2 separate regions of the Mus musculus genome follow, and region 2 is linked to region 1. Evidence: chromatin loops called from intact Hi-C (ENCODE). Cell type or tissue: left cerebral cortex. All regions are shown on one strand.

The links. A loop is a pair of places that touch in the nucleus more often than their neighbours do. Peaks named below come from ENCODE experiments on the same cell type or tissue, not always from the same donor. Only the 100,000 strongest peaks of a DNase experiment are listed, where the experiment ranks them.
Region 2: it touches region 1 in a loop (4-fold over the local background); 6 of 42 quality-filtered maps call a loop at or near these places.

The regions. Positions count from the first base shown.
Region 1 is chr3:146,403,601-146,406,100 of GRCm38, reverse strand. It overlaps Ssx2ip (synovial sarcoma, X 2 interacting protein), which reads right to left and starts at 1,459. Exons shown (of 14, transcript NM_001355661.1): 1 at 1,166-1,459. In left cerebral cortex, no CTCF peak of the experiment used is centred here; DNase peaks (open chromatin) are centred at 600, 977, 1,526 and 2,086; H3K4me3 peaks cover 2,211 bases; H3K27ac peaks cover 1,868 bases.
Region 2 is chr3:146,344,389-146,346,888 of GRCm38, reverse strand. Gm40167 (a long non-coding RNA gene) reads right to left here and starts at 455. Exons shown (of 2, transcript XR_867699.1): 1 at 1-455. In left cerebral cortex, a CTCF peak has its summit at 1,512; DNase peaks (open chromatin) are centred at 1,467 and 2,076; H3K4me3 peaks cover 668 bases; H3K27ac peaks cover 1,604 bases.

The DNA of each region.
Region 1 (2,500 bases):
GGTGCGTACACCTGCCTGAGCAAGCCTAGGATGCTGTGGACTTAACAAGTCTTGTCACAAGGCTCAAGTGTGTCATGGATCGAGTTTCACATTTCATCCTGGAGTGGCCCGGCCCCAGCAGTTATCTCCAAGCTGCTGTGGCCCTGTTACTTAATCCCTGGACCTATTATCTTCCCTGTACAGATGGAGAACAAGAAGGAAAGGAAGGGTGTAAAATGACAGGCTGTAGGGGCCCCAACAGTTACCAAAGAAAACGCCCCGGTTTGAATTCTATCCATTCCTAATCCTCTCAGAGAGCCACTTTGTACGAGGAACTTCTGTGCACACCGGGCAGGACAAAGTGTCGACTGGGAGCACAGCTTTTCTTGTTTAGTTTGAATGAACACTCTAAGCTTCGTGGGCCCACAGGCTCTTGGGGAGTAAGGAGATTGGATGGCTTAAGTTTTGCTAGCTGGATCGACGGTTTTGAATTTTATCCAGCCTCGTAAATGTGTCACGTCATATACAGACCTTTCCGTTCAAGATCAAATTTGGGACTAGAAAGGTTTTCCTCCGGAACCTTGCGGGCTCCATGGTAGCACTATTTTCAGCTAACTCCAGGCCTGGACTCTAAACTGAATTGAAGCAAATATCAAATCCAGAAGGCTCTCATCCTTGGGCTCCACCTTTCATCCAGCCTGGATTCTAGAAGAAACTCCCGGCTCTCACAACTGCATCGGCGTGGCTGGTTATGAATCTGACACGCAGGACTAAGGAGCCTGAACTGTGGGTATTAATGTAAAGATTCCTCTACTGGTGCTGATGGGGAATTATTGGGCAAGTTTTATTTCCTGGGCCCAGGTGACTTGCATAACCCAGCAATCTGCACCAGGAGAAATATGTGCTGACCCGGACAGAGCTCACCATTTACGCACTCTACACCACTGGAAAATCCGGGGCCAAATAATTTCTCAAACAAGCCTGCCCCTGCGATGATGTAAGTTCTTCCCCTAAACGTGGGGCTGGACCACTATGAGCCACCTACCCCTGCAGCAGCGGCAGACCTCACTCGCTAAGTCCTGCGGCAGCCTCGGAGGACTCGCCAAGCCCGCGCGGTCGGGCCAAAGGGACCCCGCGCGCGCCCGCGCCGCATCCCGAAAGGGCGCGGGGCCCCCCCAGCACCTACCTCGCACTTTCCGCTGCAGGCGGCGGGCAGCAACGCTCTCCAACCGCTGCAACGGCCGCGACGAGCCCGCCCAGAGTCGGCCCCGGTGCCTGCGTCCACGTCCAGCCCGGTGCCCTCCTCCCCGCCTGCGCGTCACAATCCCGCCGCTCACCGTCACGGCTCCGGGAGCGGCTCACGCCTCCCGCAGCCCGCGGGCCCGCACCCGCGGCGGCACGCAGCGGCTCCGCGCAGCCTCCAGCCCGCCCGGTCCGCCCGGCCCGCCTCTCGCCGCTTTCCTCGGCGGGCGCCCATCCCACCCCGCCCCGCGCTGGCGCCGCCCATTGGCTCCGCCGGTTGCCAGGCGACGAACAACCGCGGCCCGCATTGGTCCAGCGAGGACTAGCCTCCGACAACCCCCAGCAGACGCCAAGCCGCTCTCCCCCGCGCAGCTGCGGCTACCGCACCTGTTACACCCGGGGTCACCCGGCCGCTGCTCCCCGCCCCCAGCTCTCCACGGGGACAAGAGGAGGGTCCTAGCCGCTTTAGAGCCGGGCCTCTGAGGCCACCCCTGAACCCCAATGCTCTCTGGAGAACCAGGTGCGCTCCCCAGAACGGAGAGACACCGGGGCATTCCAGAATTAGGTCAGGCCCTGGAGAAGGAAGGTAGTGGCCTCTGGAATCAATGCGCCAATGCACAGAAATCCGTGTAAAACCAGGGCCAGGGTAGTGCGCGTGAAACCCCGAGTTCATTCCTCAGGACTGCACAGAACGCATGTGAGGGTCTGTGATCCGGCAGAATTGAAGTACAAGGTCATTGGCAGCTTGAGGCTAGCCTGGGCGTTATGAGAGAAGCTCAAGTAGTGAATAAAACAAACTAAGGCAAAGGAAGGGACCTAGGGAGGAGACAGCTGGAAAGGGAAACTAAGAAAAGGTACTTGTGAACTAGACCTTGATGAAAAACTCCCTAGGCCCTCTCCATGAGTGCCAAGAAAATGTAGGACAGTGGCAATTGGCCAAATCCACTTGCCTCTCCCTACTATTTTCACCTAAAGTTCCCCTGGGAAAGGAAAATGGAGAAACCTTAGTAAAGGGTAGGGTGGTGGGGTTCTAGCAAGCTGTTTACTCAAGAGGAAAAAAAAAAAGAGGTTTGGGGTTAAGTGGCTCCTGTGAGAACAAAACATCGTAAAAGGAACACAAGAAATACACCACTGCCACAGAAGAACAAGACAGAGAGGAACAAGGACTACACATGCCCACAGTGCTAGGTAGAAGATCAGAGTGCAGAAATGAACAATGGATTTGAAGGAGATTGGATGCTAAATACAGGTAGCAAGGATACATCATTACAAAGGCGCT
Region 2 (2,500 bases), 59 kb after region 1:
ATCGAATCAGGATCAAGTTTGTCCTTTGTCCTTTCATTCTTACACCAACATCCAGGACACCTTTTCATCCAACCTGCAGTACTTACACTCTCTCGACCCTGACGACACTAAATCCACACCTCATTTTATATACATAATACTTCCTAAAATTGGGATCAGTTGCAGTTCGTATCTGTTTCCATCACTGACAGTAAACATCATGAGGGCAATACGGTTTTACTCACTGTTGTACGCCCCTGTCTGTGACTGTGACTGTGACTCACACACAGCAGGTACTTCGTCAGTATTTGACATGTACAAGGAAGAATGATGAAGATCTGTCACCAGTGTTCTGTGCCACATAGTTGGCACTTTCACACTCCTTACCTTCTCTGCCTGTCACTTCAGCCAGCCATCCCTCCCTCCCTCCAATCCATCCATTCAACCATTCCCTCATTCCATCATCCCAACCCATCCCTCCCTCTATGCAAACAACCATCCATCCATCCGTCCATCCATCCATCCATCCATTTATCCATTCAATAATCCCTCCCTCCCTCCATCCATCTAAGCATCCATCCATCAAACTAGCCCTACCCCCACCCACCTGCCAGCCATCCCCCCTCCTTCTCCCATTCCCTTTTCACTTATCCAACACTCTCCTGTGTTGCTGTGCCAATCAATGTTATTAAGACGGGTGAGGCTACCCTGCCTCCGGATCTGAGAGACTGCTGGTGCAGCAGCCATGTAAGAGTAATGACAACAGAAATTGGAAATGCCACAAAGAAGGCTACTCCCCAAATCTCTGCTCTCATAACACCAAATGCTTTGCTTCCCTCGAACTTTTAAATTGTTTCACCCGCAGTGGCTGTGCTGCTAGACTCCATGGCCTAAATCTGTGTTGTGACAGCAGCCATATAAAAAGTATTAAATTGTTATAATACTAAGTAGGCTTTTCAAAATGTTTACACACACCAAAAGCCACAAATAATAAACAATTCACAAAGGAAATGGGGAACAGTTCTGTAGTGTGAAGCACAAACTGTGCAAATTGAATAGCCCCACCCCTCATCCCATGCTTCTCTCTAGCTAAAAATAAAGAGATCTGACCAGAGCCTAAGGTTTCTTTTTCTCCATGAGCCCTGACACGCACAGCCTTCTTTTCTGCCTGGTGCTCAATCCCTCCACCCCTTAGGCTCAGCCGCGGGTCTCAGCCTAATAATTCATAATGAAGATCTTCCCGCACCTTGTATAAACGCAGACTCCATCACTAATGGCACCCTTCCCTTTTCATCCACATCTAACCACAAGCTTAATGTTTCTATTTATTTACTTATCTCTCTTTCTAGACTGTGAACGTCACCGGCTGCTGTTCACTGTGACTCTGTCCCAAGAGGTTTTCACAGTCTCGGCACAGAATAGTCATAAATGCGGTTTAAAGACAGGACTGTTAGGGCGGCTCAAAGGAGGAGCAGGGAAGCCCTTTCTCTGAGGCGCCAGACGGAGGCGTAGGCAGCGGTGGAACCACAGCGACCCCACGCTGCGGTTCTGGGAAATTGTCATGTCCCAGAAAGCGCTCCTCACCAGACTTCTCAGGCCTTGGAGGGAGGGTTATTGGCATTCTAGCATGGCTCTTAACCCATTAAACTTGATTCTTTATTCTTTTCCTTAATTAAAAAATTTGAAATCTGCCCTCGAACATCTCCCCACAGAGAAAGACATTTGGAAACATGCTGTGGCTCAGACTGGCGTTGCTATGGTAACAACCCCGCAACCATTTTGAAATCTTACATTTTCAGATTTCTATGCTTTAAAAATTCCTGCTTACATCTGCAGTTGCTTTTTTTTTTTAAAGCTTTCCTTCCTTCGATTTATTGTATTTACGTTGTTTCACCTTTTAAGTTGTTAAATAACATTGTTCAAATTCCTCAGCTGGGACTGGTGAGGCAGATACACAGCCCTGGAGCCTTCGTGGTAGAAGAGGGCTGCCTCCCACAATTGTCTGGCTTTTACACCTCTGCAAATCAATAAGTGTAAGAAAAAAGTCAAAATTGCCCAGGGAGCCAGCAGGAGGCTGTGCTGCTCAGAGAGAGAGCACACATTCTGGAAGAGTGACTGCATTGTACCCAAGCGTTCCCGAGAAGCAGTTGGAAGTCAGTTAGGTTCTAATCCACTCAGGCCTGGAAACTGCTTTCGCCAAGTCCTGCATTCCTGGCATTGTCCACCCAGTGATCTGCTGCCACCATATTGCGTGCCAGTACTGTGACCCCCGACTGCCTGTTGCACACACTTGTGTCCCATCATTACTCACCCCAGAGGACAAGAAACTACGGGCAAAGGAATCAGAGCATTCGGCACTTAATTAGGACGAGTCTAGCACGAATCCCCTGAAGGCTGCCCATCCCCGCTGTTGGGAGGAACATTGTCAAAGACCACTCTGCTAATGACCAGGGGTCCTTCTGGGTCTGGGAAATCAACTGTTGATGTTGTGTGATGTAGGACACTGTAAGAGGTGGAAGTG